Regions from separate parts of the Homo sapiens genome. Here regions 1 and 2 are each linked to region 3. The links are chromatin loops, found by intact Hi-C in ENCODE. Cell type or tissue: PC-3. All regions are shown on one strand.

Region 1 (8,000 bases), 160 kb after region 3:
TCAAGCTTAATTTATTGAGTATACATAGAATATTTCAGCAAGTGGAGAAAATGTCTTATCACAAGTATGGACAGAACATTTATTAAAATTGACCATATACTAGGCCATCAAACAAGTCTCAACAACTAGTGAAAGGACTGAAAATTAGAGTATATTCTCTGGTTACTGTGCAATTATGCTAAAAATATGAAACAACTAAAAATAGCCATGTATGGATATTGAAAAACATTTTTAAACAACACATGGGGTGAAAGAAATCCTAATAGAAATGTAAACTACTTAAAACTGAGCAATAACAAACACTGCATAGCAAAACGTGTGAGGTGCAGCGTAAGCAAAACTTACAGGAAAATTTGTAGCCTTAAATGCTTACACAGCCTTCATCACTTAACGACAGGTATACATTCTGAGAAATGCATCCTTAGGCAATTTTGTCATTGTGTGAATATCATGGAGTGTACTTACACAAACGTATGTGGTATAGCCTACTACACACCTAGGCTATATGGTATAGCCTGTTGCTCACAGGCTACAAACCTGTAATGCATGTGACTGTACTGAATACTATAGGTAGTTGAAACATAATGATCTGTATTTGTGTATCTAAATATATCTAAGCATATAAAAGGTATGGTAAAATATGGTATAAAAGATAAAAAATGGTACACCTGCATAGGGCATTTATCATGAATGGAGCTTGCAGGACTGAAAGTTGTTATGGGTGTCAGTCAGTGAGAAGAGAATGTGAATGCCTAGGATATTATTGTACACTACTATAGACTTTATAAACACTATACATTTAGGCTTTACTAAATTTATAAAAAATATTTTTTCTTTGGTAATAAATTAGCCTTAACTTACTGTAACTTTTTACTTTGTACACTTTTTAATTTTTTAAAACTTTTTGCCTCTTTTGTAATAACACTTAGCTTGAAACAAAAACATATTGCACAGCTATACAAAAATTCTTTTTTTATATCCGTACATATATACATATAATTTCTTTATATAAGCATTTTTCTTTTTTCATGAACTGGAAGAATTAATATTGTTTTTTATTTGTATAAATGTAAGGGGTACAAGTTCAATTTTGGTACATGGGTATATTGTATAATGGTGAAGTCTTGGCTTTTACCATATATATGCCTTTTTCTATTTTTAAAATTGTTTTTTTTTTTTTTTTTTTTACATTTTAAACTTTTTTTTGTTAAAAACGAAGACACAAGCATATACATCAGCCTGGGCCTACACAGGGTTAGGATAATCAATTTCACTGCCTTCCACTTACACATCTTATCTCACTGGAAGGTCTTCAGGGCAATAACGTGCATGGAGCTGTCATTTCCTATGGTAACAATGCTTTTTTTCTGGAATACCTCCTGAAGGGATGTGCAGCTGCTCAGCTCAGCAAAGGCACCAACTCCCAAGGGGGCAATTTTCAGTTTCAGTTCAGGTGAGGGTGTGTGTGTGTGTGTGTGTGTGTGTGTGTGTGTGTGTGACTCTTCTGGATGGCCCTGTTTTCACCAGGATGCAGGGCTCCACCAAAGCGCTGTTTGCTCAGCAGCAGAGTGCAGATTCAGCTCAGGTCCCTAGGGGCAGGGTGCAGGCATGGCTGGGAGAAGATGGAGCTGTTCTGCCAAAGTATGGGTTCCCCAGGAGGGACTGCGCAGCCTCAACTCTGCCTGAGGGGATGGGGGAAGGAGTGGGTGGAGCAGTTCCACCATTTCTTGGCCCCACAGGGAAGGGACAGTTGTTCACAGCTGGACTTGAGGATATAGGGCCACTAAGCAGGGGTGGTTTGAGGGCAGTTTAGTCTCAGGGAAGAAGATGTGCTGTGACTACTCGTACTCATCCTGGGGCAAGACATACTCTAGCATTAGCTCTCAGTGCAGTAGCCCTGTGGGCCACTTGGGGTGGGGCACAGTGTTGGCTTCTTATCTGTGGGGGGAGCACAGCTTTGTGGTCTCTAGGCAGCTCCCTCAGCTGAGCTTAATGCTAGTGAGGACTGCAGGGGACCCCAGTAGTGAGGATTGTAGGTATCCAAAGGGTTGATGGGGGCTGCTGGGATCCTCTTGCCTACCTTTGCACCATAGAGAGAAGTTCCTTCTGGTTCCCAGGTTATCTCACATGGGGGATGGGGTGATGGAGTCCTAGTATTTCCTTCCGTTCTTTATGTGACTCTCCTGAGTTTCTGTGCTCACCAAGGTTTGTGTTACTCCTTTGACGCACCCTGGTGTTCTCCATTAGTTATTTTCATTAAAATATAGCTGTTTATTTGTTGTTTTGCTTGTCTTTATGGAAGGGAGGAGGGCTAGGGGCTTCTAGTCGGCCATCTTCCTCTCTACCCATTGTGCTTTTCTAGTGATACTGTTCTGAAGGCTGGATCCAACAGAAATTGTGTGTGTGCAGAGATGTGTAAATAAGAATGCGATATTATAGTCATGTGTCACATAACCTTTCGGCCAGTGATTAACTGCCTACGAAATTGTGGTCCCATATGATTATAACGGAGCTGAAAAATTCCTATTGCCTAGTGAAGTCAGATCCCTCCTAATGTTGTAGTGCAAAGCATTCTTCACGTGTTTGTGGTGATGCTGGTGTAAACGACCCCACTGTGCTGCTTCTAGTGGTATAAAGGTATAGCAATACTGTTATATATATAGTACATAATACTTGATAATAAATGACTGTGTTACTGGTTTATATATTTACTATACTTTCTATTGTTATTTTAGAGTATATTCCTTCTATGTATACAAAAACCTAACTGTAAACAGCTTCAGGCAGGTCCTTCGGAAGGTATTCCAGAAGAAGGCATTATCATCATAGGAGATGACAGCTCCATGCACGTTATTGCCCCTGAAGACCTTCCAGTGGGATGCGATGTGGAGGTGGAAGACAGTGGTATTTATGATCCTGACCCTGTGTAGGCCTATGTGCTTGTGTCTTAGTTAAAAAAAAGTTTAAAAAGTAAAATAAAAGTAAAAATTGAATAAGGATTATAGAATAAGGATATAAAGAAATACAATATTTTTTACAGCTGTATAATGTGTTTTAAGCTAAGTTATTACAAAAGAGGCAAAAAGTTAAAAAAAATTTAAAAGCATATAAAAAAAGTTACAGTAAGCTAAGGTTATTATTGAAGAAAGAGAAATTTTTTTATAAATTTAGTTTACCTAAGTGTACAGTGTTGATAAAGTCTACAACAGTATACAGTAATGTCCTAGGCCTTCACATTCACTTACCACTCACTTACTGACTCACTCAGAGCAACCAACTTCCAGTCCTGCAGGTTCCATTCATGCTAAGTGCCCTATACAGGTGTACCATTTTTTATCTTTTATACTGTATTTTTACTGCACCTTTTCTAAGTTTAGATATGCTTAGATACACAAATACTGACTATTATGTTACAGTTGCCTACAGTATTCAGTACAGTCACATGCATTAGAGGTTTGTAGCCTGTGAACAATAGGCTATACCGTATAACCTGGGTATATAATAGGCTATATCATCTAGGTTTGTGTAAGTGTATTCTATGATGTTTGCATAATGATGAAATCACCTAATGACACATTTCTGAGTACCTATCCCCATTGTTAAGTGATGCATGACTGTACTTACAATGAGAAACTATTGGAAACTCTCTATGTATATACCAATGGGAAGAATAAAGAATTGTCTCATTGTGTTCATGGGCACGTACCTTAATGACTAATGATTTTGAGCATCTTTCCATATATTTATTTGTTATTCCATATATCTTTGAGTATGTGTTCAGATTTTTGCCCATTAAGGAAAAAAACTAGATTTTCTTTCATTGTAGAGTTGTAATTTTTTTATTGATTCTGGATGTAAATCTTTCATCAGATGTGTGGGTTGCAATTTTTCTTCCTGGTTTGTGGTTTGTCCTTTCATTTTCTTGGTAGTCTTTCTCAGAACAAAATATTGTAATTTGATAAAGATCATTTTGTCAGGTTTCTCTTTCGTAGATCATGTTTTTCATAGCTACAAGATCTTTGCCTAACCTAAAATCCTGAAGATTTTCTTCTATCTTTTCTTCCAGAAGTTGTATATTTTTGGGTTTTATATTTAGATCTGTGATCCACTTTGAGTTAACTTAAAGCAAATAAGATTTATTTGCTAGGAATACTTTTATTTGTTTAACTCATAAAATAAATATGTTATGAAAATGTGTTACTAGGAGTTATTGCCTCCAGTTGGTATTTTGGAAGCATGGGATTGTTAGTGACATTTAAGCTCTTTTGACCCTGGCCAGAAGTTAGAACTATAGTTGATTTCATAATTTAGTGACTTAAAAGTGTGTAGTATCTGGAGCAAATCGTTTCATGAAAGAATACTTACCAATATTTATTTTTACTATTTTACCCCTGTAGTTCTGTTTCATTAAAAATAAACACTTGTCCTGACCCACTAAACAGATTTCATGTCTCATGACTGGTTCCAGATAATTTAAAAAGCATACTGGCTTAACTATCTTCCTGAATTGGAACTCACAATCTTCACCACCTCCACTACTAAATAAATATTACCTGTCATTACCCTTTTCTGTCTGCTTTGTAACAATTCTACTTGGTTTTTCTCTAAGCACAGTTTAATTTTTGTTATGACTTTACAAATTTTTAGATAATATACTATCAGCTATGTTGTCAGAAAAAAAACAGTAAATGGAGTAATAGAAGGAACTTATTGTGATACTGTAGAATTTTAGTATCTATTAAAATAGCGATGTCCAGCCCTGGAGGAGCTATAACTCTTCCGTATTTGTGTTTCATTACCTATTCCTGTCTTAGTTGAGTTTCTTTTACTTCTATGTAGCAGAAACACACTGGAGCTTGCTCTAGCCTAATGGAGCCTAGGGAGGCCAAGGGCAGGAAGCTAGAAGGGCTCAGTAACTTTGGAAGCTATTCTTGCTTCTTGTATCATTTGTGTTCCAGGCTACGTTGGCTCTGTTTCTTTTTATGTGAGTCCTTTACACCTCTGTCTTTCTGAAGACTGGCTTTCTCTGATTTCTCTGTGCATATGACTGCCCTGAGACCCTGGGATTACTTCTGGCCAGACTAGAATTGCTCTGCTCCAATTCCCAGGAGAGATAGTATATATAATTAGTTTAGGACAAGTTCCACTTCTGGTCTAATCAGCATGGCCCAAAGGTAGTTAGATTGGAAAGAACAACCCATGTTTGCCTTGTGGGTAGATGGTATGCAGTTCTCAGAGACTGAGAAGGGTGCTGGGTCTACTGCAAGTTCACAAAATGCTGGTTGGTATACATTTACCTTTTAAAATGAATTTTAATTAATTTGGTTTTCAGAATGTAGAAGTTTATAAAAAGTTCATTGTATATTAAAAAAGACTGAGTTAAGGATTACAAAACTAGAAAAGTCACACTGACATCAAAGGATGACTATTCTTTTATTACTTTCATGTTAAAAATAATTAAGCTTATATAACAAATTTAGTCAAATATATTGACCACAGAGTACTCTTTATTTTCAAAGGTGGTAGTCATCCACATAGTGAACGTCTTGTCGATCCAGCAGTTGAAGGTGTTATAGGCTAAAGAAAATTAATATTTAAAATATTAGACATGCATTACAAATTTACCTCTGAAGAGTTTTCATTTAGATATATTAAAATTCCAAGTTGTAGGGAAGGGAAGATATGAGACCCAACATTTATTGTGTTTCTGCCTAGTCAGTCAGTTAACATATTTTATTTCATTCAGACCTTATAGCCACCCTTTGAGAAGTAGGCGTTGTTATCCTAGAAGCAGTGAAGAAATTAAAACACACAGAAAACAGCTAGCAAATATGTAGTGAGGCTAGCATTTAAGCTCAAGTCTGTGTGACTCTACAGTTTCTTCTCTCTTCACTCTACTGTTTGGGGGTATGAAAGTATATTTATTAAACTTTTCTAAAAGAGGCTATAAGTAGGACTATACAGAAGCTATTCAGTTCATTTTCTTGTCTGTGTGCTTAAGACAGTCTCAGTGTCAAACATATGATAATCATTTCTCCATATCTGGAGCAAAAAGAGAGTCATGTCAGTTACCTAATGTTAGTCACTTAAGCACATGGATTTTTTAGAGGTCATTACAGTGATAAATCAATATTTTAAAATAGCAGTGGCTTCTTCAGTTTGGAGAGAAATGTTTTTTAACCTTATATTCTAAACCTTAATGCATGCTAAATTGGGAATTGGAGGGAAAAAGGGAAAGCTGACCTTTCTTTTTTAGTCTGAACAAACAAGAAGAGGAAAGCAAAGACTGGCTAAATAGTATAAGGCAGTATTTTAAGCTTTCCATGTTTATTCACTTGAAACCTGTTATTTTTCAAAAACACATTTTTAAGTGAAAAATCAGAAAATATATATGCTTTAGAAATTATTGTTAAAGACAAATTTTGTAACATAAATGCTTTATGTAATAGTTACATAAAACAAGTTTAAGTTGTCTGGTATTGATGATATAGAGGAAAAACTATCCTTCAAATATTTGTGAATTTTACCTGTGAGTTAATGATGGTTTACCTTCTAATTTATCAACCTAAATGGCCTTGTCCAATACAATTAAAATGAACAATTATTTGGTTTATTGTAACTTCAGACTTAGTCGGAAAAAAATATATAACAGCTGCTAGGGTGTAATTGCTAAAATAACTATAATAATTTTTGTCTCTGCATGGTGAAGAATATGCATTAAGACTTTAGCAAAAGATAAGACTGTGCTCTCTTTGTAAGTAGTCTGATCAAATGTGGCTCATGACTTAAAATTAATTTGATATAAAGTAAATCTAGCTTAATTCTTTATTAAGAATTCACAATGACCTTTTTGAAATAGAGGAATTTGAGATGAGGATGAGCTAGATGCTCCAGAGTTCACATTGCTGCTACCCTTTAGGGCATAAAAGGAGCAACCAAAATCATGCTATTTTAGTTCTTTAATAGTTTGGCTATTCCTTTACAAGCTATCTTTTCTAGGGACAAACTAATATAGCATGACATACTTTAAGCATCAAACATAAAAGAGTTTTGACCAAACTGCTCTCAGCATTTCTGTTCTGAAAGTACCTAATTAAAAGTAACCCTGAGTTACTGGCCCAGATATTGGCCCAGTGTAGGGGAAATGAAGCCCACTTAGAGTTAATGGGTTGAACCAATTGTCCTCTGTAGTTCATTTCAGTACCTCTAATGTTTTTCTCATTGGTAAGCTTTGAGACAGGATGGGAGCTTATTAGTGACACAGTTTTCTTCTTCTGAAGCTAAACTCTTGGTATTGTGATCTTTTGACCTTTTATTCGCTCTAACTTCTTGATTCCCTTTTTCCACTCCTCTAAAGTACAGCACATATACAGGTTCATTGATGTACAACCAAATTTTACTGTAGTGGTGAGCATGGTTTATGGATTTAATTAATTGACCTATTAGTGAAATCCAGCTTATTGGCAGTCTTTCACGATTGAAATTCTAACTAGTCTCTCTGCATATCTATTTAGATCATCCCTTAACCCCAATGCTAGGCTGCTGCTAGGTTAGATCTGAAAGCACTACCGGCAGTCAGTTTTGCATATTCAGTTAATTATTTGGTTTCTTATAAACCACTTCTCTATTTTTTTCTTTTACTTATTCTTTGCTTCCAATTTCTTGGCTACAGTTTCTTAGTTCTGTTTGCTGTTTAGTCAGAGGACCAGTAGAAAAGAGCATTTTCCTTTTCCTTTTCACCAGATTCAGGGACAGTTTCTGTGTTCTCCTGGTTCAGGTCTCTGTAAGTCACCATATGTGGCTTTCAACCCTGTCAGACGTTGACCTTACCCTTTTAAACATTTTGTAGCAGTTTGTTTAATTAGTGGGAAATAGAATTCATAGATAGTGTGACCTACTTATATACATATAACAAAATCAATACCATGATTATAATATAAAGAATAAATAAATATAATTTATAGTGAAACTGTACGTATTTCAGGATATGACTGTGAGGG
Region 2 (8,000 bases), 230 kb after region 3:
CACTGCAACCTCTGCCTCCCAGGCTCAAGTGATCCTCCCACTTCAGCCTCCTGAGTAGCTGAGACCACAGGCATGTGCCACCATGCCCAGCTAATTTTTCGTATTTTTGGTAGAGACACGGTTTCATCATGTTGCTGAGGCTGGTCTCGAACTCCAGAGCTCCAGCAATCCACCTGCCTCAGCCTCCCAAAATGCTGGGATTACAGGTGTGAGCCACCATACCTGACCCTACTGGTGGCTTTTTCTTCCATCTTGTCCAGTGTTCTGACAATCAGGATTTAGCCTTGTATACTCATGTTCATTCAATTGCATTAGTTCTTTAAAAATCGTAGAATCTTTTCAGTTAGATTTGGATTAGAGTTGTAGGTACTTTCTGATTTGTTCACTTTAAGCAGTTCAAGGAGAAAACAATGAAAAATTTTGTTGTTGGATGGATATCACATTGGCTCTTTTGCTGCTTAAATATCATCTATCCATGGCCTGCAGGAGCCATAGAATATCTTAACTCGTTGGGGTCCTATTACGATAGTCCTGCCCCAGACTACGAAAAGTTTCCAAAGGTCATCTTTTGAGTTTGAAGCCATCTGAGTAGAAAGTTTTCTAATGGCAGTGGTTCCCAGATGCCAGTTAGTTCATGGAAGCTGGTTTGTTATGGATATTGTCACAGGTCTGCAGTGATGTATGAGAAACAACAGTGTAGTGATTATCTACCAGAAAGCTAACTTTATTGATTACAAAGGACCATCCTTTATTCTGAGATTGTTCTTTACACTTTTTGCTTGTTCAAATGCTCTTTTGTCCTTAATTTAATGAAATTAAATTTACGATGTTAATCAAGGACTGTATCTGTATCTTTATATGAAACCCTTGAGACAAGATATGTTTCAGAACTTACATTCTTTTTGGATTTTAGAAAGGTAGCAGTCTGTATATCCTATATTACATAACAGCCCCAGCAGGGTTTGAGGTGACACCCCATAATCAGTTACAGTAATGTTACTGCAGTGAAATATAAGAATATTTATACTAAGTGAGAGAAAAAGCCTGTGAATAGCCTCATGTCAGTTCAGGTCAAGCTTGACTGCCAGATGAGTTCATATCAGTTCAGATTTTGCTGCCAAATGAGTTACAGGCAAGAAAAAATTGATTTCCAAGTGTTTGAATTTTGAAATTGTGGATAAGGGGTTGCCTTTTAAAATGTCCTTACTTTGTAAAATAAAGTTGAGTATCCTATGTAGGACCCCAAAATGTTTTTGAAATTTCATTGGTCCACAAAATCCAAAACTTGGGAAACAGCTCTTGAAAGCTATTGAAGTGAGTATAACATTACTGTTACACTCATCCCTAGCCAATAATAATTTTCCTCTCTATTTTGTTTGCAAGGAAATACATTGCTGTTGGTTATAATCTTTGGATGTTGTAAAAATCTCCAAATATACTTTTAATCAAAGTAGATTGAAATTAAGTTTATCTTGTAGCAATTTTAGGACGCTGGGGCAGGAGAGAAGGTTGCAGCCTGAATCCATCCACAATTCCCAGTGATGGATTAGGATTCTGTGATAGGGATGGGTTCTAGCTTGACAAGTCCTCCCGGCTGCATTTGTTTGGCCAAATAGATTAGTGAGGAGATTGGTCTGTTTTGGGTAAGGGCAATAGTAAATACCTATGTGCACTTAGGTTAACTGATTAATCTTTGGCATTTGTAGCTTAGGTTTCTATCCATCAGATGGGGTTAACAGTTCCCATCTCACAAGTATGAAATGAGTTAGGAGCTATGGAAGTACTTTGACAATGAAGATCACATTAGCATATAAAATAATAATCTTAAAGAAGAAGTTATGTAGTATGAACTAATAGAATCAAAACAACACAGCTGCACAATTCTTGTCCTAGTAAATTTGTCTAGAAAGTAGACTTGGTAAAACAATTATTTGACCTAACTGGGCTATAATTTGGCTCTTGCTTAAAAACAGTATTTCTCCGTTCTATGTGCCAGTTATTTATTTATTGGCCCTCAGCTTCAGATTCACCATGTGTTGCCTGCTCTGTGAAAATGGACCTGAACCTTTTGTTTTCTATTTATTTATTTATTTATTTATTTTTAATAGATTTTTTAAATTATACTTTAAGTTTTAGGGTACATGTGCACAATGTGCAGGTTTGTTGCATATGTATACATGTGCCATGTTGGTGTGCTGCACCCATTAACTCGTCATTTACATTAGGTATATATCCTAATGCTATCCCTCCCCCATCTCCCCACCCCCCAGCAGGCCCTGGTGTGTGATGTTCCCCTTCCTGTGTCCATGTGTTCTCATTGTTCAATTCCCACCTATGAGTGAGAACATGCGGTATTTGGTTTTATGTCCTTGTGATAGTTTGCTGAGAATGATGGTTTCTAGCTTCATCCATGTCCCTACAAAGGACATGAACTCATCCTTTTTTATGGCTGCATAGTATTCCATGGTGTATATGTACCACATTTTCTTAATCCAGTCTCTCATTGTTGGACATTTGGGTTGGTTCCAAGTCTTTGCTATTGTGAGTAGTGCCGCAATAAGCATACGTGTGCATGCGTCTTTATAGCAGCATGATTTATAATCCTTTGGGTATATACCCAATAATGGGATGGCTGGGTCAAATGGTATTTCTAGTTCTAGATCCCTGAGGAACCTTTTGTTTTTATCTTTTTTTTGTTTTGAACCTTTTGAATGGTTGCTTCCATTACCACCTGACACTGAAGTTTTGTCAGTAGAGGGTGCTGGAAAGGCACATCAGGAAGGAAGTACTTTGACAATGGTGACCACTTTAACATATCAAATCATAATTTTGAGGAATAATTATATGGTACAAACTTGTATAGTATTTATATGTTCATATAGTTGTTTATATAAAATTTATATATTTATATAGTTGTTATATATAATATGTATAATTTACATAGCATTTATATGGTTTTGCTTCATGGTTCCCTGTGTGCTTGCTCAGCAGGCTGTTTTTTGAGCATCTTCACCAGTGCTCAGCTTCTTTACCCAGTGGTCAGTAGCTTCTCATGGTGCCCCCAGAGACAGTTTTATAGCAGAGTATTTCTGGTAGGACACTTTCCAGAAGGTGTATTTTGAGCATGTCACAAAGGGTGGGTTTCTGACAGATTCCAGCTAATGAGCACCACAGCAGCTTCTCTACCCTTCATTGTGCTGTGGCTGTGCCCTCTCCAATAATGTCTGGATCTCAGCCTTGAGCAGAAGTCACTTTCTTTGGTGCTCTTTCTCAGCCCTAGGGGTAGTTGCTCCTGATATCTGTGATTCTTTGATTCTTGTGTTTTTTTTTAGAATCTCTTTACTTATTACTAGCCAATTTCTCATTACTCCAATTTCCTGTTATTCCAACCCTCTGTCATAGTTAATAATTTCTTATGTACAACTCTCCCTGTTCAAATTACTATGCGGTTTCTCTCTCCTGAGTAGACCCAGACAGTTGCAACCAATTAAAGATCTCTCTGAGCCACCATGTATCACTGGCAAGCCAATTCTTCAGAGATGATATCGTTGTATCTGTAGTTGAAAAAATTCAAATATCTTTTAGGGAAATGTCTCAAAATCCAATGAAGTTTAGCTGTTCTTCCCATGGGGTTTCTGTGTACCTATGTATTTGTCTCTCTTTCTCTATCTTCATGTCCCACCACCTTAACTGTGAGTTCTCACTCTTCTCTCCTTCTCCATCTATTTGCCTTCATACACTTAGTTTCCAACCCCAGCATTGCTTTTGGCTTCCCTGCGTCTCAATTTCTGTCTTGGTGAGGCAGCGATATAAAAGATCATAAATTAATGAAATCAAGGACATGAAAGTGCTTTGTAATTAGTAGAGTACCATACAAAGTGGTGATATTACTTGTGTTTATTAAATAGTTTTCTCTTCTATGTTTTCAAATGTTCAATTATGTTTTATTTTAAGAGCTTTGTGGGTGCCTTCAGGGGTACTTACAAACTAGTAAAATAGATACATCAATACATAGAATTATTAGACAAGACTGAATGTGCTGGGTGCTAAAATAGGGGAACAAATGAGGAAACAGGAGCCCTGAAAATTAGAATTTAATTGTGGTCTGAGGATTCATGGATTATTTCCAAGGAGAATCATCTGACCTTGAAGGACCTTACCTGCAATTTATTAAATGTTTGTGGCACAAATGAGCCTTGCAATACGTACTTTACATATATTCTCATATTGAATCTTTACATTCATCCTTATATTCTTAAATTATTTTATGTCTTAGACTGATTTCAAAATATTTTGCTTGAAGACAGATTTTTGTTCATTTGTTTTATTTTTAATTGAAACTTACCTCCAGTTATGTGTGAAAACTCAGTGGCAGTAAAATCTACAAGATAGAACATTATGTTGCTTTTCAGGTATTTTCTATTTTCATATTCATTCATGGATACCTACATTTTAAAAGATGGTTGAACACTTTTCACCTGAGAACTAGAGTAAATATATGATAATCTCTATATTTAAAAAGGGAAACGTTTTGTTTAAAAATTGATGACTCAGTCTCTTTTTTTTTTTCCATAAGAGAGTGTGTCAGTAGGCTTCTAGGAGATGGCATACTTTATGAAAAAATGTAGCATACTATTTAAATTAGAGGTGGTTACGCTTTGAATGCAAAGTATCCTGTCAAATCACAGGATGAGTGCATCTCCCAGTGGAAGATGTTGCAAAGTGCAAGTGAGTATGAGTCTTCCCGAAAGCATTTGTCTTTATAGCTTGGATTCTATGAGATGCCCACCAAAGACACTTAATTTTTTATCTTAGAAAGTCAAGATGGATGAGTCTTCAGATTTATTAGGAACCCTTCTTTAGTTTTGAATATTTTGTGATGAATCCATACTTTATCTTTTTGCAGATGAGATGGAAATGTCCTGTTTCTTTGGCAAATAATATGTGAGCATAGCACATGTAGCTTTTTTTTTTTTTTTAAATAGGCTATGATTTGATCAGTGTTTTCTGAAGTATTATGTGCGTGCTACTGGTGGTATATGTACCCGTAGAAATAGACAGACTAACACAATTTGAATATATTTGTTACTTATTTTAACGCTGATTAGGAAAAAAAGCCTGGTATATCACACTTGTCATTTCTTAGATACTACTGAAGTTAAGACTATGCAGGTAAAAACACCTCACCCAGACCAAGTGAATTACTGGTGCAGTGTTCAGGCATGCCCAAGAATGTATTGCTGCATTCTTTTCATAGATACAGCAACACTCTACCAGAAAATAGTAGTATTTAAATATACAAAGTATTTATAACATACATAATTGCAAATTGGAATCGGTTCTATGCTCTTTTTTTGTTTTGTTGTTGAGGTCAGTATGGATCAATGGATAAAAATTGAATTTTTAAAATGTAAAGGTGCAGACTGTGAGGGAAATCTTATTAGGGGATGATTTTGATGAAGTTAGTCATGTAGCTTTAGACAAACTTGAAGACCAAATTTAGCAAACTGTCTGAATCATCTGCTACTGTTACAGAAGGACCAACTGCAAAGAAAACAACTATCACACAAATTTGATGAAAGTATTTGAAATTTGTATTTTCATAAGTATGATGAGAATGAACCTCTTTCCTTGTATGTCAGATGTGTAGAGACACACATTCTGGTGTGAAACCTTTCAATCCTGTGCTTTTTTGAAACACAAAGTGTGCTATACAAAGTCCACCTGAGAGGTTCCTTAAAAAGTTGAACATAGAGTTATCATATGTTCACCCAGAAATTCAGAAACTCCTAGGTGCATATCCCCCCAAATTAAAAACTAGTACTCAAACAAATGTACACCCATGTGCAGGGAGGGACTATTCACAATACCCAAAGGTGGAAAGAGCTCAAATGCCCATTAACTGATGGATGGGTAAATAAATTGTGGTATGTACATATAATGGAATACTCAGCCATATAGTATATTAGAAGTATCAGTACTTCTAATATACTAGTAAATGGTGGATGAGCCTCCAAAATATTATGTTAGTGAAAGGAGCCAAGCACAAATGATTAGATACTATATGATTCAATTTATGTGAAATACTAAAATAGATAAATCCATAGTGACAGAATGCAGATGCAAGGGGCTAGGGGCAGGGAGGAGAGAATGGGGAGCAACTGCTTAATGGGTATGGGTTTTATTTTGGAGTTGATTAAAATGTTTCACAACAAGATAGAAGGGGGTGGTTGCGCAACATTCTGAATGCACTGAATGCCACTGAATTGTTTACTTGATAGGTGCAGCAAACCACCATGGCACATGTATACTTATGTAACAAACCTGCACATTCTGCACATGTATCCTGGAACTTAAAGTAAAATAAAAAATTAAAAAAAAATCACTACTTTTATCTTATGTGGATTTCACCTCAGTATGGAAAAAATAAGACTTACCCAGTAGTGTGGTATGTGTGACATTTTATGGGGAATAGGATGATGTTAGGTTGTGCATAAGCATTTCTTATTACAGGAGTTAAGTATGTATTTTTACAATTGTCTTCTTTTTATGAGAAATTATTAGTTTCCTATTTGCAGTAATAAGTTTTCCTTTAAAGATAAATGTAAGTTTTAAAGAAAAAATAAGATGGTACTGATATGACACATGAAGGCAGTTCACAAATGAATGAAAAATGGCAGCTTCAAAGAGACATTTTGTTTTATGTTCAAGCCAACTAACTTTAATTTTTATTATGTTATTATTATAATTATTATTGTTTTAGAGACAGAGTCTCGCTCTATTGCCCAGGCTGGAGTGCAGTGGCACCATCATAGCTCATTGCAGCCTTGAACTCTATGACTCAAGTGATCCTCCCACCTCAGCGTCCCTCACAGGCATGTACCACTACTCCTTGCTATTTTTATTTTTTATTTTTTATACAGATGAAGTCTCACTATGTTGTCCAGGCTAGTCTTGAACTCTTCCCACTTCAGCTTCCCAAAGTGTTGGGATTACAGGCGTGAGCCACTGTGCCTGGCCAATTTTTAGTGAGAACATATTAGACACTAGTTGCTGTTTATGAAAGTTGAACGAGATGTGACTTTTGCCTTAGGAAAAACTTCCAACCTAAAGGTGATAAGCCAAATCTATAAATAATTCAAGGAAGAAGCTGAATGTGCCCAGTGAGACTGGAACAGAGGACAAACAGACTGAGGCCAAGACCAGGTACCTGTTTGGTTTGATTACCAGTACCATTTCAGAAAATGCTAGAATAGGCTTCTGGGTGTAGTGGCTCATGCCTGTAATCCCAGCACTTTGGGAAACCGAGGATGGAGGATTGCTTGAGACCTGGAGTTCAAGACCAGCCTGGGCAACATAGCGAGACCCCATCTCTAAAAAAATAAAAAAATTAGTGGGCATTGTGGCAAGCACCTGTAGTCTCAGCTACTCAGAAGACTAAGGTGGGAGGATCACTTGAGCCCAGGAGTTCGAGGCTGCAGTCACCTATAATCACACTACTGCACTCCAGCCTGGGTGACAGAACAAGACCCTGTCACTAAAAATGGGAAGGAAGGAAGGGAAGAAGGAAAGAAGGAAGAGGGGGAGGGAGGAAGATGCTAGGATATATAGGAAGAAATTAAACTAAACTCTATGTACAAGTGCAAACAAAACCCCAACTTAATATTGGCATTCGTGGTTGATGGAAAGATGGGAGTTGGTGGGAAACCATTTTAGAGCAAAATTTGCTTTTGAAATTAGAAACAGGGAGAAAAATTACTTAATAAATGCAGCAGGCCGGGCGTGGTGGCTCACGCCTGTAATCCCAGCACTTTGGGAGGCCGAGGTGGGTGGATCATCTGAGGTCGGGAGTTCGAGACCAGCCTGACCAACATGGAGAAACCCCGTCTCTACTACAAATACAAAATTAGCCGGGCGTGGTGGCACATGCCTGTAATCCCAGCTACTCAGGAGGCTGAGGCAGGAGAATTGCTTGAACCCAGGAGGCAGAGGTTGCAGTG
Region 3 (8,000 bases):
TCTCTATTAGAGATTTGATGTATGTAAGTTATAGCTTTATTTTCATCATCTTTGGTACATGTATCCATGCACTTTAAAAACTATAAATTGTATCAAATCTTTTCAGAAGCAAGTGCAGTACAGTGTATAAATAAGTTAAAAATAAATAAATAAGTAAATAGATAAATAAACCAGACATTTTGTAGCATGAAGTGATGTTTACTTAAGTATTTATCATATGTACTTGCCACTCAACTAAACTGTTACTCTTCCCTTGGGCATCTCAAACTGTAGAAGGGTATTTTTTATCCTTACTCAGTTTTTACAGGCTTCTGTGTCTAGAATGGGGCAAGAAATTTTCCTCTCTTCTCTTTTTTTTCTTTTTTTTGAGGGGGAGGAGGGGCAGTTGTTGCTCCTTTAAATTTGGACTCTGTCATTATCAACTTATCTTCAGTCATAGAAAGTTTGTTTGATGCAAGACAGTATCTTGTCAGAGGGGAGTGTTGTGAGTTGGCATAAACAGCTTGCTTCATGTGTCACCCTAATTCCCAAAGGATTACTGTTGCAACAGGTGATTTTAAGCACCAATAAATAGATAGAGGAAGCATGAGGGGGATGAGAGCCTGGGAAGCTGGCAGTAACAGTTAGTCGGTGGAACAGACTAAGGGGAGGAGAACCGACCAAATATGTGTGTGTGTGGCAGAGTGGTCCAGGTATGGGGCTAGGCCAGAACTACATTCCCTGAAATAAATAGCTAAATAATAGAAGAGAATAAACCACGTTCAGACAGAGTATTTCCACCTTTCAGTTTCAGCTCAAGATCAACTTCCGAGTTGAGCTTCCCTGTGTCTCTCCCAGCCCCTCCTTCCCAAGGCAGAAATCATCTCTGCTTTACATAACATGATATAGCACATAATTCACACCGCTTTTAAAGCACATACTGTTTTTTTACTGCATTTGTAGATGTCTGTCCTTCTCTCCTAGAATGTATGTCCCTTGACAACAATTTATTCACCTTTATTGCTTAGAGGCCCAGCTCTATTCCTGGACTGCAGAGTTGTAAGTAGTTGTTTGCTAAATAATGAATGCCATGATGAGGAATAAATAGGGCAGACTGAATCTATTCTGCCTATTCAGTGTTGATTGGCTTCTCACACTAATGGGCCTGACTATTGGCCTATAAAAGAGTTGGATACCTGGGGCCAGGCATGATGGCTCACGCCTGTAATCCCAGCCCTCTAGGAGGCCGAGGCGGGGGGATCACAAGGTCAAAAGATCGAGACCATCCTAGCCAACATGGTGAAACCCAGTCTCTACTAAAAATATAAAAATAAGCTGGGCGTGGTGCGCCTGTAGTCCCAGCTACTCAGGAGGCTGAGTCAGGAGAATTGCTTGAACCCGGGAGGCAGAGGTTGCAGTGAGCCGAGATCATGCCACTGCACTCCAGCCTGGCAACAGATCGAGACTCCATTAAAAAAAAAAGTGTTGGATACCTGGAAACCATAATTTCTCCCATTTAAGTTATCCCAGAACTCAGGTCTCAAACCTTTTAGACTGTGCACAAAATGAAGTTTTCTCCTTTGGGGTGGCTAAAGATATCTTGGTGCTTTGGAAGCTGTGACCCAGGTGTCTTGATAGGCATTAGGCTTTGGGGAAGGAATGTTGCTTTTCAGACCATTTTCACACATACTTACTGAATAACATGTCAAGGAAAAAGTGAAATGGCCCCTTCCTCATATCTCCATGTTGACCTCACTTCAGTAGGGATGACAGCTTTTGTTTTGTCAGGCCTTGCCAAAAGCTCTATTCAGTGAGAGCTTCCTGTCCTGCAGAAGTTGACTTTTTCTTACAATGGGACTGGTAACTTAACTTGGTCTTCCTGATTGTTATTCTTCAAGTTTGCCATAAACGCTATCTCTCTCTGTGGCCACTCTGGTCCCCATTGGATGAATCTAGTCCACACTTCTTTCCCATTTGGTTGAAGGGCACAGCATTCTTTTTTTTATCTCTAGTGCTATTTCACTGAAAAGGTGTGCAATGGAGGGGTAAGGGTCTTGTGAAAGGAACTTCCTCAAGAGGCAAGTAAATATCTCCTCGCACAACATTCATCTCCAGAGTCACTGTCTCAGGAGCAAAAGGTTTTTGTATTTGTCATAACATTTCTAAAGATCTTAAAAATTTCCTCACAGTGAGCCAGCCGTCTGTACTTTCATGAAGGAGACTGTTGGCCGTGGGTATTCCTGGCCTCTCCCCAATCAAAACTTCAAGCCCTTAGCCTTTCAGGCATTCACACTGTCTCCTTCCTCTGACTTATCAAAATACGTTTGCAGGAAAGAATCTTACATAGATCATTTTCTTTTCAAAATTATGTATATATTTATTAGAGACAGAGTCTCACTCTTTCAACTAGGCTTGAGTGCAGTGGTGTAATCATACCTCATTGTAACCTCAAATTCCCGGACTCAAGAGATCCTACCATTTCTGCCTCCTGAGTAGCTGGGACTGCAGGTGATTGCCACCATGCCCACCTAAGTTTTTCATTTTTTTTTGTAAAAATAGGGTCTCGCTATGCTGGCCTAGGCTAGTTTGGAACTCCAGGCTTCAAATGATCCTCCTGCCTTGGCCTCTCAAAGCACTGGGATTATGGTGTGAGCCACTGCACCCAGCATAGGTCATTTCATTATTTGCATTAGGGTTCAATGTCATCTTTTTCCAGAATTATTTTCATATTATCTTACCTCCATTTGTTGAATAAATGGCTTCTTGCACCTTGCCTTTTCTCCTTCAAATTCAAGTATTGAAAAATAATTAGATTGGCTGGATGTGGTGGCTCACTCCTGTAATCCCAGCACTTTGGGAATACAAAGCAGGAGAATTGTTTCAGTCCAGGAATTCAAGACCAGCCTGGGCAACAAAGCGAGACACTATCTCTACAAAAAAAATTAGGGAAAAGCATCACATTGTACACCTTAAATATATACAATTTAATTTGTCAATTATACCTCAATAAAGCTGGGGAAAATAAATAATTAGGGGAGATTGGAAATTAGGTGGTAATTCTCCGGGTGTCTTTATATACCACTGTATACTCCATCTAAGTGCCCAGATAAATAAAAGATCTAGAATTAGGAGCCAGATTTCCTGAACCCCTATATAATGCCCAATATACCTAAAAAATATTGAGTAACAAACACATCTTCTAGGGGCTAAAGATCATTTTCTCTTGCAGAGCAATGCCTCTGCCCCCGGAAATGTTCTTATAATTTAATTGATCATTGCAAGCTGGACATTGATCCGAGACAAACAAATACTGTCGTGTCATTGAAGGTTGGGTCACTGACTAAGATATGTATCCTGAAGTATGAAGGTGGAGAAATGGAGCCAGGAGCCAAGGAATGTGGGCAGCCTCTAGAAGCCAGAAAGGGTGAGAAACTGTATTTTCTCTTAGAGCTTCCAGAAGGAATGCAGCTGGACTGACACCATGATTTTTTAGGACTTCTGACCTCAGAAGTGTAAGGTAATAAATGTGTATTGTTTTAAGCCACTGAGTTTGTAATAGTTTGCTCCATCAACTACAGAAAATGAATACAGAATCCATGCTTTTCATCACCAGGCCTTGCTGTCTTGGATGCCTACAAAAAGTGAGTCTGTGGAATTACGGGGTCATCCTAAGGAAAAATAGAAAAACATGGCTGTAGGCCGGGCATGGTGGTGAACACCTGTAATCCCAGCACTTTGGGAGGCCAAGGCAGGTGGATTGCTTGTGGCCAGGAATTCGAGACCAGCCTGGCCAACATGGCGAAACTCTGTCTCTACTAAAAATACAAAAATTCGCCGGGTTTGGTGGTGCACGACTATAATCCCAGCTACTCTGGAGGTTGAGGCACGAGAATCACTTGAACCCAGAAGGCGGAGGCTGCAGTGAGCTGAGATCATACCATTGCACTCCAGCCTGGGTGACAGAGTGATATCCTGTCTCAAGAAAGAAAGAAAGAAAAGGAAATAAAAAGAAGAAGAAAAAAAGAAAAACGTTGGGTGGATATGACAGACCAGTATGTATGTGTAATTCAGTAGGGGTTTAGTTTTGCTTTCTACCTTTAAACATGATTAAAAAAAACTTTGATCATTTTTGAAAAGCATATGAAAGACAGAGAGAGAGAAATATCCATCATACTCAAAATTAATCCTTTGAAAATATTATAATTACTGTGGTATCTGGTATCCATCCACTAGATGTCAGGAGAGACAATGTCAAGGCTCCTACTCTGCTTCAACCTTCTACTCAGGTAGCATTCCTGATAAAACTGAAAAGCAAACCATTGTAGAAACCATACGATAATTTACATGTAAAATGCAGACAAGGTACAATAAACATTTCATATGACTTGGTTTTGGAATATATGTGTGAAAATCTAGACTTAGTCTGTGGTCTCATGAGACCAAATATAGCCAGCTCTTTTAAATAGCTTATGGTGGCACACGGAGGGCATTCTGGGTATTTCCCAGTGTCCTGTGGCTTACCCTGTACTTTTTGAACTTTTGAATAACACCTCACCCAGAAAGCTTCTCAGCAGTCTACCCACCACAAGGGAATTTGCTTTACTGGTTTTGCGTTAAGTTGGATCATTTTTGTGGCTCTTCCTAAAACCTGTTTCTGGCTGCCTTCTTAGTGTTCATTTGAGAGAAGCCATTGTGTCTTGAGTGATATTTAATTTACTTATTTAGAAGGTTTATGTAATTTTCCCTAGATCCTGTCTGTTCACTGTTCTTAAACGGATCAGCATGGCTCTGATTGACTACAGTTTCCCTTTTAAATCAAATTTCTTTTGGTTTGCTCCTGGGGCAAAATGGGTGGGTCTGTTAGTGGAGCAGTGAAGGGTAAGACTGTAATAAAGATCATAAATAACAAAAGTTAAAGTCAATGATGTTGTCAGATGACTCATCTGCATGGCATTGGCGTCAAGAGAGCAGAAAAGCAGTGAGAAATAAAAGCAACAACAAAAAAAGGAAAGGGCTTCTTGCTGAACTGTGGGGCGTGTGTGTGTGTGTGTGTGTGTGTGTGTGTGTGTGTGTGCTGGGCCGATTCCCAGGGAAGAAAAGTAGTCACTGATTCTTCTGTGGCATACCTGACCACAAATTGCCCAAGACTTCCCCTTGGTTATAGACAGAGCTTGAATCCCCTATCAAAAAATTGGACCAGAGCTTCTAATAACGTGATCGTATCCCAATACAATGGAAAGTTGAATTTTTATTGTTACCTCCTTAATTCCTCTTATTATATCTCTGTCATTAGTGTCAGGAGATTTTTTCAGGTAACATACTTATATTCTTTCTTAAGGTACAGTATAACTTTTTAAGTTTTCTTCTTTTTCTATTCATGAATCTTGGTTGAATGTTATTTTATATTTGTAGGGCTATGTGGGTTTTCTTCTCTCCTAACTTACAGATGCTCTCAGATCATTGTTTAACTTTGATAGCTTAACATTCTCTTTCTATATTCAAAAAATCAGTGACCTTGCCCTCTATCTGCCGGCTTAAGCTTTCATACACTGATCCAAAGCTTGTTGGAACATGGATATTTTAAACTATTACTCTCCCATATATCTACTTTTTAAGGGATTTTTAAACTTTCATCACTTTTAAATAAGTTTTGAATAACAAATACATGCATATGGTGCAAATCCCAAGCAGTAAAAATAAGTAAATACATTTAAAAAACTCAAAAAGTGAAAAGTTGTCCTTCTATTCTAATCACAGCCATTCGATTTCCTTCCCCAGGGCAATAACTACCACCAACTTGTATTTATTTTCCAAAGACATTCTAAGCATTTACACAATACAAATAATAACATACTTTATACACTCATCAACACTCAACTTTTTTCATTTAGCATTATTTTGGAGGTAGTTCATATCAGTACATGTAAAAATGCCCAATTCAATGTATGGATGAGCCATAATTTGTTGACGGACATCTAGATGGTTTCAAAGTTTTTGCTATTACAAACATTGCTCTAATGCCTATTTTTGTAAAGGTCTTTTTGTATATATGGGAGTATATCTGTAGGTTAAATCCCTTGAATGGAAATTGCTGGGTCAAAGGGTGGGTATATTTTTAATTTTGATAGAAATTACCAAATTGTCTCTATTGCAATCAAAATAATTATTAATCCCATCAACAATGTATGAGGGTGCCCATTTCCCCACACTCTTGCAACAGAATGTGTTATTTTTATCTTTCTTTATCTGATACATATTGTAGTTGTACATATTCTAGATTTAGTTTGCACATTTATGAGACTGAACACATTTCATATGTTTAAGAGAAATAGCTATTTCCTTTTTAAGTGAATTATCTATATTTATCCATTGTCTAATTTGTAATTGGGTTCTTGGCCTTAGTTTTATTGATATGTAGGGGTCCTTTATATATTAAGGAAACTGGCCGTTTGTCTGTAGGGCGTGTTGCTATTTTTTCCAGTTTGTCTTTGATTTCCTGATAATGATTTTTTGTGATACAATTTTTTTAGATTATATAGTCAAATTGATCAATCTTTGCTTTTATGGCTTCTGGGTTATATGGCATCTTAGATCTTTCCCACCCTGAAATTATAAAAAAATTGCCCACGTTTTATTCTAGTATTTTTATGGTTCTGGTACTTCAGATTCAAATATTTAATCCATTTGGTATATGGCATGAGATTTAATTTTCTAAATATACTTTAAAAATCATTATCTTTCCCTCATTATGTAAATATAGCTGCACATTATAAAAATTTTAGAGGTACCAAAAAACTAAAAGAAAGAAAAATTATCTCTCATGTTATCACCTAGAAATAACTACTGTTAACTTTTTTGTAATTCCTTTTTCTTTTTTTCTATATATAGAAACTGCTTTTTTCTTACAAAACTAGGGTCATGTTTATATATAGGGTCATATTATATATATAGTTTAGTATTCTGTCCTTTTTTCAACTTAATATTGTATCATGAGAAGATTTCCCATGTCAAATGTGCTCACTCTTGAAATAGAAACACTTGTTGTCTATCTGGGCCTGTCCATCTGCATCTGCAGTTGATCCTTGAAGAACAGGGGTTTGAACGGCAAAAGTCCACTTACATGTGGCTTTTTTGTTCAATCAAATGAGGAACAAAAGTATTTCTGGGATGCAAAACTGCCTTTGAGGAGGACCAACTTTTCCTATATGGTGGTTCCACAGGGCCAACTGTGGGACTTGAGTATGCAAGGATTTGGGTATATGTAGGTGTCCTGGAATCAATCCCTCATGGGTACTAAGGGACAACTGTATTTTAAGGCTTAGTTTGAAAGCTCTGGAGGGATAGAAACTGTGTCTGTGCAAATGGTTACGACTAGCGTTTGGGCATTCCCGTTTTTTGGTGGGCACCCAGTAAATGCTTACTGATAATGTCATGCTTTCCCTTCCATCATTCTAATCTGTGATTAGAAGTTAAGTACAGAGATACTTAATTTGGGACCAGATTCCATTCTTTATATAATGCTCCAAGAATAAATCACAGTGTTGCATGTCAGGTAAATATTCAATAAAATTTTGATCTAATACCATCTTTACACTGAACTATACCAAATCATTATTTTCTGTGAACAATTTTACCATTAAGTTTATACCTCATTTAATTAGGTAATCATGTAATAATTAAACAGACAATGCAAACAGACTATGATGGGAAAAGATTTGATTTCCAATGAGGGATTAATGCAAGCCTTCATGGAACAAGTGACATTTGATATGGGACTGGATGGAATTTGACAGAAATAGATATGGGAAAGGCAAGACATTTCTGGCAGAGGGGATCAAATGTGCTAGAATCCAGAAGTGAGTATATACCAGACATTTTCAGTAGATTGTCAGTAGTCCAGTTTGGCTGGTGCAGAGGTTACATGAGTGAGAATAGGGAGAGGCTAGGTTTACAAATTAGCTTTGTAAATGCAAAGTTTAACCAAGGCTTTGAAAGACAGACTAAGGAGTTGATACTTAAAA

What was found. Hi-C counts contacts between places; a loop is a spot of excess contacts. Peaks named below come from ENCODE experiments on the same cell type or tissue, not always from the same donor. Only the 100,000 strongest peaks of a DNase experiment are listed, where the experiment ranks them.
Region 1: a loop joins it to region 3, with 9 times the contacts of the local background. A loop is called at or near these places in 2 of 110 quality-filtered maps.
Region 2: it touches region 3 in a loop (15-fold over the local background); 35 of 110 quality-filtered maps call a loop at or near these places.

The regions. Positions count from the first base shown.
Region 1 is chrX:118,062,608-118,070,607 of GRCh38, reverse strand. All of the region lies in intron 1 of KLHL13 (kelch like family member 13), which reads left to right. Among named protein-coding and RNA genes, the nearest start is that of KLHL13, 50 kb to the left of the region's middle. In PC-3, no CTCF peak of the experiment used is centred here; a DNase peak (open chromatin) is centred at 3,477; H3K4me3 peaks cover 302 bases; H3K27ac peaks cover 2,856 bases.
Region 2 is chrX:117,993,810-118,001,809 of GRCh38, reverse strand. All of the region lies in intron 2 of KLHL13 (kelch like family member 13), which reads left to right. Among named protein-coding and RNA genes, the nearest start is that of KLHL13, 120 kb to the left of the region's middle. In PC-3, a CTCF peak has its summit at 4,716; a DNase peak (open chromatin) is centred at 4,689.
Region 3 is chrX:118,222,448-118,230,447 of GRCh38, reverse strand. No RefSeq gene overlaps it. Among named protein-coding and RNA genes, the nearest start is that of KLHL13, 110 kb to the right of the region's middle. In PC-3, a CTCF peak has its summit at 4,227 (motif pointing right); a DNase peak (open chromatin) is centred at 4,977; H3K4me3 peaks cover 721 bases; H3K27ac peaks cover 1,187 bases.